Linked DNA regions of Homo sapiens: region 1 is linked to region 2. Evidence: read pairs that join two places in POLR2A ChIA-PET (ENCODE). Cell type or tissue: K562. All regions are shown on one strand. Links, peaks and the distances in the headings refer to the core of each region. The heading gives the core; the rest is flanking DNA. Region 1 holds the start of H4C4 (H4 clustered histone 4). Region 2 holds the start of TRQ-TTG3-1 (tRNA-Gln (anticodon TTG) 3-1).

Region 1 (5,381 bases), core at 246-5,245, 120 kb before region 2:
CCACTATGCCCAGCTAGTTTTTTATTTTTAGTAGAGACAGGGTTTCTCCATGTTGGTCAGGGTGTTCTCGAACTCCCAACCTCAGGTGATCCCCCTGCCTTGCCCTCCCAAAGTGCCAGGATTACAGGTGAGAGCCACAGTGCCCAGCAGAACCACTCTTGAAGGGAAGTCAGCCCATTGAAATATACAGGTTACCACTGCTGAAGACATATAGACTATCTAGTCTACCCATTGATAACTTTTTTTTTTTTTGAGATAGAGTCTCACTCTGTGACCCCAAAGTTGCTAGGACTACAAGCATGTGCCAGCATGCCCGGCTAATTTTTGTATTTTTATTAGAGACGAGGTTTCTCCGTGTTGGCCAGGCGGGTCTCAAACTCCTGACCTCAAGTGATCCACACACCTTGGCCTCCCAAAGAGCTGGGATTACAGGCGTGAGCCACGTGCCTTGCCTGATCTCTAACTTGTAATCAGCCCCACTCTGTTCTGTCTATAATGGAACCCAACAGAGGTGATACCAAGTCGACAGGCTCATTTGGCATCAGCTTTTCTGTAAAGAGCTTTCAGGTCAATGGAAGGACATTCCACAATACTAAATAAGTTTAGTAACAAAACTGAATTTTGTGTGATAAAGTTATGCTGCTTACAAAGAGACTCAACAATAAATAAGCTTAAAGACAGATATTTTTGTTTCATGGAACAAATCCATTGTGATTAGTCCAGCTTTGTGAAGCAGCTCTGCTCCTTGTGATCAATCAGGAAATTTCGTTCCTTCCAAGTCAATGTTCTGTCATCTCCTAGGGCCTGATGTTCTCTAATTGCTCAAAATGAAATCAATACCATTATACTTGGGGAAGAAGGTAACATGGAAGTTTCAAAGCCCAGACCTGGTAGTAACTTTTCTATGTGTCTCACCTGTGTTGGAAATAATGTAGCCACATGCTTACATCTGCTCCCAGAAAGACCAGGAAATGTTGTCTCTTGCTAGATAGCCACCTGTCCAGCTTTCTTTTTATTATGATAAAGTGAAAAAACTTTATTGGAAAAATAAGGGTTTACTCAATATTCTCCACAAATTAAAATCCATTTTGAGGACAGCGAATAATACAGTGGCATACTGATAGTCCTGCGATTGTAAGGACTGGAGTAACCCACTAGGGAATGGCTTACTTATTTTTGTCTCATTTCCTGAGGTGTAAAGGGAAAGAAGGTGGGAATTTAATCATGACAACCTCGGTTTTAAACACCCATTCATGCAACCACAGTAACCTGATCTATGATTTAAGGTAAAATGACTTCTGTTAATAATAAAGTCTAAGACTATTTAAGATAAAAGGACAACAAAAAAAGAACTCGTTCAACATACCTTTAAATTGGCCACGGGTACATAAATAAAAAGTCCTTTTAAATTCAACAATAGAAAATCAGTAGATCTGGATGGAAGGCAGCTCAGAGGAACAGAACCAAACAAGTTGGCCTCTCCCCATTCCACTAAAAAATGTTGAATCTTATGTACTTTCATGGTTGTTTCTCCCACGGTAATTACTACTTTCTTCTTTAAAGAATGTATTTGCCAGTCAAGTGCCTCCAACACACCTCCCATCCCCCCACACCAATAACCATCTGAATGCCATTTTGTCTTCCTTTCATATAACAATGCCTTGGTAGGAACTAGTAACTACCTCCATTTTTTTCACTATTCTTCACGGCAGCATCAGCCTTTACCACTTGCCTTCTGAGATACAGGTTTTGCTACCTTGTTTCTCCAGCAGCTACAGTCTTTGCTACCTTGTTTCTCTGATAGCCATGAAGAATGTTAGCAGCAGTTTGCCATGTTTCCTTACAGAAATACAGAAAACACAGGCCAAGCGTGGTGGCTCACGCCTGTAATCCCAGCACTTTCGGAGGCGGAGGAGGGAAATCTCTTTTGAGCTTGAGTTCAAGACCAGCCTGGGAAACATGGCGAAAACCCATCGCTGCAAAAAATACAAAGATTAGCCGGGTGTTGGTGGCGCAAGCCGGTTGCCCCAGCTACGCAAGAGGCTGAGGCACAAGAATCGTTTGAACCCGGGAGGCGGAGACTGCAGATTGCCGAGATCGCGCCATTGATTACTCCAGCATGGGCGACACAGCAAGAGTGAAAATAAACTTTAATACACTATCCTCACCGGCCAGTAAGATATGAAGCCAAGGCGTAATAAGACCATTTAACTTGAAAACCGGAGCTACTAAACACGTGAAACTACACTTTTAGCAGTGACTACTACTCTTTCTCCTGAGTGGATAGGTGGCCCTGAAAAGGGCCGTTGGTTTTGCGGTAGTGTACTGTAGAGGTAAGCTCAGCCGCCGAAGCCATAAAGAGTGCGTCCCTGGCGCTTGAGCGCGTACACCACGTCCATGGCTGTGACTGTCTTGCGTTTGGCGTGTTCCGTGTAGGTGACAGCATCGCGGATTACATTTTCCAGGAAAACTTTCAGCACTCCGCGAGTTTCCTCATAAATGAGGCCAGAAATACGCTTGACGCCGCCGCGGCGAGCCAGGCGGCGGATAGCGGGCTTGGTGATTCCTTGGATATTGTCACGCAATACCTTACGGTGACGCTTGGCGCCACCCTTACCTAGACCCTTTCCGCCCTTACCGCGGCCAGACATCTTGAAACCACAGCTGTTAAATCTGTAACGCAATACGTCTGGCAGAGCCACGCAGCACTTTTATAATAGCATGACGGACCTGTTTGAAAACCTCATGAGAAGGGGCGGGAACCACAGTCAGTTCCCGCCCTTCTGTGCAATTCTCCCTTGCTCAGACTGGAGGAGACCAAGAGGGGCCTGAGGCAACAAAAGAGCCTCAGCTGGGATTTAATAAATACTGCTAGGTATATATATATATATACACACACACTATACTTGCAGCCATTAACTGAGCCATCAGTTCATAAACTTTCGACAAAGAAGCCTGACAATTGTCCCCCACTTTTCCCAGAATATCAAATAATTAGTACTGTTTCCCTCACAGGGTGCTTTTTTTTTTTTTTTTTTTTTTTTTTTTTGAGACGGGTTCTTGCTCTGTTGCCCAGGCTGGAATGCAGTGGCACGATCTAGGCTCACTGCATCCTCTGCCTCCCGGATTCAAGCAATTCTCCTGCCTCAGCCTCCCGAGTAGCTGGGGTTACAGGCGCCCGCCACCATGCCCAGCTAATTTTGGTATTTTTTTAGTAGAGACGGGGTTTCACCATAGGCCAGGATGGTCTCGAACTCCTGACCTTGTGATCCACCTGCCTCGGCCTCCCAAAGTGCTAGGATTACAGGCGTGAGCCACCGCGCCGGGCCATAAGGTGCTTTCAAAGTATTTTAAGTAACTCATATCTTTATTGTCTCTGAGATTATTTTTATTGATTTATGCATTCCTAGTTAACCAAGCAGGGCTCTTTGGCATGCAGGCTAGATAGTGCTACTGAGGGAACTAAAAGTATATGAAAGTTACACATTTAGAGGTCAAATTAGGATAAGATCACCGAGGGCCGATTGAAAACATGACTATGTACACCCGTAAAAGAAAACCTTGTTGGGCTGAAATTTATGAAAATTTATGCTTTGATTGTGCCTTTAATCATGGACAGATTGTAGCTAGCACTGCATCATTCACCATATTCTATTACTCCAGCAAATTGGCATCATAGTATCCCTCCAAACTATCATAGAGACAGCCTGCTTGACATACATGCTGTGGGGGTGACCCTGGGCAAGCTATACTAAGTTTCCTTGTTGTAAATGTATTTTTAAAAATCTAACTTGTAAGTATTTGTTAAGTTGAAACAGATAATCCTATCAAAATGCTTAGAATAGTGTCTAGATTCCAAATAAGCAATGACTAAACATTAATTATGGTATAGTACAATATTGTGGGTGTTTTCAATTCCTATCCTTAAGGTTCACCCTTCTAAAGGGATGAGAGACAGTATTCTAATTTGCTAAAATCTGATTTCGAGAACTCCTCAAAATAATAAATAATTAAAAACTTAACTCATCATTAATCCCCATAAAAAGTTCCAGGTCCTTTGGGTGGAATATTTGGCTTTTCCTTCATGACTTGTGAGAAGAACCAAGTTTATCACAGCTGTTTGCTGTTTATTGAGTTTATGGTACATGGAAAAGATTGCAGAGTAAGGTTCTTAGCCTGGGATACATAGAAAGTCTTCAGGGGATCTGGGAATGAGTATAGAAAAAAAAAAAGTCAAATCTTTTTTTTTTCTTTTTACTATTCTCCAACAGAAACAGCATTTTTTCTGTGTATGAACTCAGGCAACAAACAGTGTAATTGGCAGGACAAGTGCTTCTATTTATATCACATTCTCATTGCCAATATCTCGAAATTTCATTTAAAAATCTCAATCCTAAAGCCGGGTGCAGTGGCTCACGCCTGTAATCCCAGCACTTTGGGAGGCAAAGGCGGGAGGATCACGAGGTCAGGAGATGGAGACAATCCTGGCTAACACAGTGAAACCCCATCTCTACTAAAAATACAAAAAAATTAGCCGGACATGGTGGCGGGCACCTGTAGTCCCAGCTACTCAGGAGGTTGAGACAGGAGAATGGCGTGAACCTGGGAGGTGGAACTTGCAGTGAGCAGAGATCGTGCCACTGCACTCCAGCCTGGGCAAAACAGCAAGACTCCATCTCAAAAAAAAAACAAAAAAACAAAAAAAAACCTCAATCCTTCAAAACTATAATAAGTCTTAGTCATATGGGTAGATTATTATTTAATGTATTAATTTAAAAAGGACATATGCCAGGCCATGGCTTATGCCTGTAACTCCCAGCTCTTTGAAAGGCCCAGATGGGAGGATCACTTGAGGCCAGGAGTTCCAGACCAGTCTAGCCAACATGGCAAAACCATGTCTCTACTAAAAATGCAAAAATTTATCAGGCATGGTGGCGCACAGCTACTTGGGTAGCTAATCGCTTGAACCTGAGAAGCAGAGGATGCACTGAGCCAAGATCGTACCATTGCACTCCAGCCTGGGCAACAGTGAGACTCTGTCTCAAAATCAGTAAGTAAATAAAATAAAAAATTTAAAAGCACATATGTTAATATTTCACCAATTTAGATTTTTTATAATTTGATAATGGCATACTAATATAATTGTTTCACTTTGCATTCCTATATATTATCTAATGCATTTAAAACCACTATTCTGCGCGGGGCATGGTGGCTCATGCCTGTCATCCCAGCACTTTGGGAGGCCGAGGTGGGTGGATCACCTGAGGTCAAGAGGTCGAGACCAGCCTGGCAACGTGGTGAAACCGCGTCTCTACTAAAAATACAAAAATTAGCTGGGAATGGTGGTGCATACCTGTAATCCCAGCTACTTGGGAGACTGA
Region 2 (5,381 bases), core at 73-5,072:
GCTACTCAGGAGGCTGAGGAGGGAGGATCGCTTGAACCCAGGAGGTCGAAGTTCAGTGAGCCAAGATTGCACCACTGCACTCCAGCCTGGATGGCAAAGTGAGACCTTGTCTCACCAAAAAAAAAAAAGCAAAATACACAGTATGTCAGAGGATGGTATATGCATAGGAGTGGTGGCAAGTTAAATAGGGTGGTCAGGGGAAAATTAGCTCAGTGGTTTTCCATGCTGCACATTTGAATCCATAGGGAACTTTTGAGAAGGATTCATGTCAGGGCATTATCCCTATAGATTCTAATTCACTTGTTCAGTCATGATATTAAAAGAGAGTAGCAGTCAAGCTCTTCAATACTGGCTTGATCATAAAGGAAGATACACAATGGAAAACTAGTTTTAAAAAGGTGAGGCAAGAGATAATTTTCCCAATCCAAAAGGTACCAGGAATTGCTCCCAATACAGCACTTCCTGACCAAGCAAAAGAAGGTGTCTGCAAAATATCAGTCATAGCATTAGACCAGCTCCAATTAGGGCTTATTCTGCCCTGAGGTCTTTACAGTGTTTAACAGTGTGGTGGCCACACTTCCTGTGTAAACTCCTCCCTTTGAATGTTGGCTGGATCTAGTGACCTGCTCCTAACCTACAGAATATAAAAAATGTGATAGGATATTACTTTCATGATATCTCATGTGAGATATGTGTCTGTTGTTTTAAGCTGCCAATTTGGGTGCAATTTGTTATACAACAGATAACTAATACATGCAGGAAGGCCTGATCAGCCAGAGAGCAGTGGATCCTATGGCTGAAAGGGAGTATAGTTGAGAATGTAAAAATACAAGACATCATTGCCATAAATTTGCCAAGTCTGAGTTCAGATGCTAATCATTACATCATAGACCCTTTCCATAAGATTCTCCTATTGAAAGACTTGTGTATAAGCTTGGTGTAAATCTATACATTATCTTTTTTAAAAAAGCCATGACCAATAGATTAAATCTAAAGAGCATTAACAAATGCCTGCTATTTATTAATAAAGGGTATGGTAGGCTAAATAATGACCCCCAAAATAGGTCCACAACCAATCACCAGAACCTGTGAATAAGTTACCTTATGTTACCTTAAGTGGTCAAAGGAATTTTGCAGATGGGATTTCATTGAAGATTTTGAGATGGGGAGATTATCTTGGATTATCTAAGTGGGTCCAATGTAATCAAGAGGGTCCTATAAAAGGAAGGCAGGAGGTTCAGAGTCAGGAAAAGAAAATGTGACTACAGAAGCAAGAAGTGATGCAAGGAAGGGGCCACTAGAAGCTGAAAACGCCAGGAAAATGAATTATCTCATGATGTCTCCAGAAGATACACAGCCCTGCTAATACTTTTATTGTAGACTTCTGATATCCAAAACTGCAAAAAAACATTTAATTCACGTTGTCTTAGCCAGGGATGGTGGTGTGCACCTGCAGTCCTAGCTACTTGGGAGGCTGACAGGGAACGATTACTTGAACCCAGGAGTTTGAGGCTGCAATGAGCTATGATTGTGCCACTACAGTCCAGCCTGAGTGATAGTGTAAGACCCTATTTTAAAAAATAAATAGGCCGGATGCGGTGGCTCACGCCTGTAACCCCAGCACTTTGGGAGGTTGAGGCGGTCAGATCAAGGTCAGGAGGTCGAGACAAGCCTGGCCAACATAGTGAAACCCCGTCCCTACTAAAAGTACAAAAAATTAGCCGGGCTTTGTGGCGGGTGCCTGTAATCCCAGCTACTCAGGAGGCTGAGGCAGGAGAATGTCTTGAACCCGGGAGGTGGAGGTTGCAGTGAGATGAGATTGTGCCATTGCACTCCAGCCTGGGCGACAGAGCAAGACTCTGTCTCAAAAACAAATAAATAAATAACAAAAAATAAATTCATATTGTCTTAAACCACCAAATTTGTGGTAAGCAATAGGAAGCTAATAAAAAGCCACTAAGATAGTACCATGAATAGGGCTAAACAGGCAGAAAGAAGTCTACAGGGCTTTTTTCTGGAACAATTTTTAGAGGCCAGAGGAGTTCATGGAGCTCACTTTTGTTGTCATTGAGAGCCCTGGAGGATATGTTTTGAACTGTAGAGAGAGTCAACAGAAGGAATTTAGAGTCCCACCAACAGTTGGGATTTCTGTATTTGGAGTCCAGAGTGTTAACCGTTATACCATGGTATCTTTGTATAACAAAGGTTCTAGGGAAGACTTGTATACTATTGCATCTGGTCAGTTAACCTTTAAAATGGGCATAGATTCAATGTAAGGAACACTAATAGCTTCTCATAGGGAGAAAAATGCAGGTTCTCAGATGACTCAATTTGTGGTTTGCACATATTCATGCCCGAGTCCAGAGATAGCATAGAGAGCATTCGGAGTGAGCTCTGAAGAAGAAAAAAGTCATAGGTGGGGCCTCTGACACATGAACCTTTACTCATCCCAGCAGATGATTAACTTACAGTGGTCTAACTGACTTCAGGCTCCAGCAAAGCAAAGCAAAGCTTTCAAAAGAAGAGCTTCTAGGATACATGAGGGTGATGGGCAGTGGACAACTTTCAGTAGCCAGAGAAAAGAGCAAGAAGCGGGATGTTGCTCCAGAAAAGAAGTGCAAATATGTGAGACTATCTATACATGCCCAAGTGTGCTTCTCCATTTGGGTAAACTCAAGAGCAAGGTCACCAAAACTGAGACAGGTCCACTGAAATTTGAAGCCTAGGTGCTAGCCATTAAGTCACCAGGACATGGAAATTGAATCCCTACTGAAAGACTGATGTGTACTTTTAACATACCAGCTAATCTTTCAAATAATGTGGACAATGCATTAGCTTAAGGAGTTTGGATGGCGCCCCAACTGAGTACAAACGGCAGAGGCTCTAAGATGTGTACAACTGCAGTGCTGTGCAGTCCAAACATTTTAAGGACAGTGTTAGTGCTTAGAAGCAGATGGGACGCTTTAAATAGGCTCTAGAAAAGGAAGAAACTGAGATTGGGGGCTGTAAAACAAACTCTTAATCACTGGGGCCAAGATTCTAACTTACCAGAATCTGAGAAACTCTGGGCAAAAAGGCAAAAAGAGACATCAAGTAAAATAGGAGTAGGGCTAAAATTTCAGAGGTCAGTAGATAGAGACAGTTTTCTCTAGGACAGAGTGCCATGATGATTGGCAGCGCTTGCAGCCAAGTGGGTACACCTCGAAGGTGGGCTAATGATTTAAGAGAACCACAGAGGAACATTGACCAAGATGTTGCTAAAATCCCAAAGAGATTTGGACTCAAATTCCTGGATTCAGCATCCCGAGTGCTAACCGATATACTATGGGACCCTTACATGGGGCACTTGCTACTATAATTCTTATGTAAATCCTTGCATTTTGAGGGGCTTCCAAAGAAGAAAACATTCGCGGGAGGGACCTCTGACACATAAACCATTAAGCACCCTGAGCACTCAAATAACACCCTGGCTGCCTTTGGGAACTCAGGGAAGTGTGGATGCTAAGAGAAAAGACCAAGAATGTACAAGGACATGATACTACTCAGAAGCTAGAAATGACAGTCAGGAGTTACATGACACTTGCTAATCCGAAGAAGAAACCGTGAATGAGAAAGTAAATCCACAGATCGCTGTGTGTTGATGATTTAAGAGACGAACGAAGGATGGGTCACAAAAAGCAGGACAGGTCCCACCGAGATTTGAACTCGGATCGCTGGATTCAAAGTCCAGAGTGCTAACCATTACACCATGGGGCCGCCTTCCGCCACCAATTTCATGAATTTATAAAAATACTGATTACAGAGCATGTCTATTCGATGCAGTATTCTATTAATATTTATTAAATTAATACTATCTGCATCCCATGTAGCAGAAGCTCCAAGAGACTCACATGCACTACAAACCTATCTGGACCAAGTCCGTCTTAGAAACTGAAAAAACTTGAACCCGTTTGAGTATTGTTCAAAAAAGGAAAGAACTGAGGTCTGGTAGGTGAAAGACGTATCCTTAAACTTGCGTATGATAATTTAAATCCGAGGAACTCGCATCCAACAAGAGAGGAGGGGCAAGAGAGAACAGATGTGAAATTCCAGGTGAAAGATTAGAGGATGCTGTTCTGCAGGAAAGCATCGTGCTGCCGACTGGGATGGGATGTTAAGGTGCTTAAGTGATCAGGTGTACGCTCCTCTGGGTACAATGGTAATTTGAGAGAAAGAAAGAGCACTAAAAGTTTGGTAGGTCCCACCGAGATTTGAACTCGGATCGCTGGATTCAAAGTCCAGAGTGCTAACCATTACACCATGGGGCCAACAACACAGTAATCTCCTGACATATTTTTGATAACATGAATGTAGTACGTGGAATTGGTCTATTGAGAGTGCTGTTTACTTTGGCCTCTCAAAATAGGTGCATAGTCCCAGATTCCGAGAAAGTAACAAAACTGCTCCAGCAGGCAGAAAGCAAGAACAGAACTCACCTTTCCAAAAACTTGTTCTGATCTGCCCACGGAGATTATGAATAGGAGCGTTCCTTGATTAATCAGAACTTCGCATTTGCTGAAATTTTAGGTCACGATACTTTTTTCTACGTAAGGGTTTATAAAAGAAAATATCAACACTTAGACATCTCTTAAAACATCTTAGCAACAGTTTTGGAGATTCTCTATCTGGTGTTTCCTCTGCAATTCCGGCCTCTGAAAGTAGGATGACACGAGGGGAACCAGAAAGGATCTGTTTGAGATATTTATTCCATAAGTTAAAGGCAAGCACGGTTTTGGAAGTCAGACGTGAGCTGGATTTCAGATAGGGAGACAGCATTTCAAGAAGACTGAAAGGCAAAACAACTTGAGCGTTTTTCCATCATTTTTATAGCAGTGTCAGAAATTACTTGTGTTTTCAAGTGCTTTCCAATGTAACACTTCAAAAAATCTCTAAGTCTTGTTACACAAAAGAACTAAAATTATCTGGTTCCACTTTTATGGAGAAAGATAATAACAGGAAAATAAAAAGTACTACTCCATGTTATTCTGTGTGATTGCACAGGTAGTGCACCGGATTTCCTCTACCCGAGAGTAAAAAAAGCACGCCGTAGTCGGCAGGATTCGAACCTGCGCGGGGAGACCCCAATGGATTTCAAGTCCATCGCCTTAACCACTCGGCCACGACTACGTACCTCCTTCAACAACCTGGATATATTCCCATGAGGAATATATGTTTCTTTTCACAGACATCTTTAAATTTGTTTATTTTGACAAGGTAACAACTCTGGAATGTCTCTCATCCTGGTTAAAAAACAAAATCAAAATTTTAAAGATTTAGATATTGGCTAAAAGAGATATTGCAAATTGCAAGACTTGTCTGATGTAGGAAGTACGAAAGACTTT

Evidence for each region. ChIA-PET counts read pairs that join two places held together with the same protein. Peaks named below come from ENCODE experiments on the same cell type or tissue, not always from the same donor. Only the 100,000 strongest peaks of a DNase experiment are listed, where the experiment ranks them.
Region 1: POLR2A ChIA-PET joins it to region 2 with 10 read pairs; 19 of 35 experiments call an interaction of 5 or more read pairs at or near these places.

The regions. Positions count from the first base shown.
Region 1 is chr6:26,186,426-26,191,806 of GRCh38, forward strand. It overlaps H4C4 (H4 clustered histone 4), which reads right to left and starts at 2,687. Exons shown (of 1, transcript NM_003539.4): 1 at 2,285-2,687. The coding sequence starts at 2,651. The coding sequence ends at 2,340. RefSeq lists enhancers at 1,288-1,913, 2,696-2,875. In K562, for the core only: a CTCF peak has its summit at 2,617; DNase peaks (open chromatin) are centred at 2,084 and 2,706; H3K4me3 peaks cover 2,677 bases.
Region 2 is chr6:26,307,512-26,312,892 of GRCh38, forward strand. It overlaps TRQ-TTG3-1 (tRNA-Gln (anticodon TTG) 3-1), which reads right to left and starts at 3,756; the gene lies at 3,685-3,756. It overlaps TRQ-TTG3-2 (tRNA-Gln (anticodon TTG) 3-2), which reads right to left and starts at 4,307; the gene lies at 4,236-4,307. It overlaps TRS-TGA3-1 (tRNA-Ser (anticodon TGA) 3-1), which reads right to left and starts at 5,166; the gene lies at 5,085-5,166. RefSeq lists cis regulatory regions at 2,345-2,459, 3,548-3,767 and silencers at 3,754-3,803, 4,234-4,283, 4,985-5,224. In K562, for the core only: a CTCF peak has its summit at 2,049; DNase peaks (open chromatin) are centred at 2,400, 3,670 and 4,280; H3K4me3 peaks cover 1,479 bases.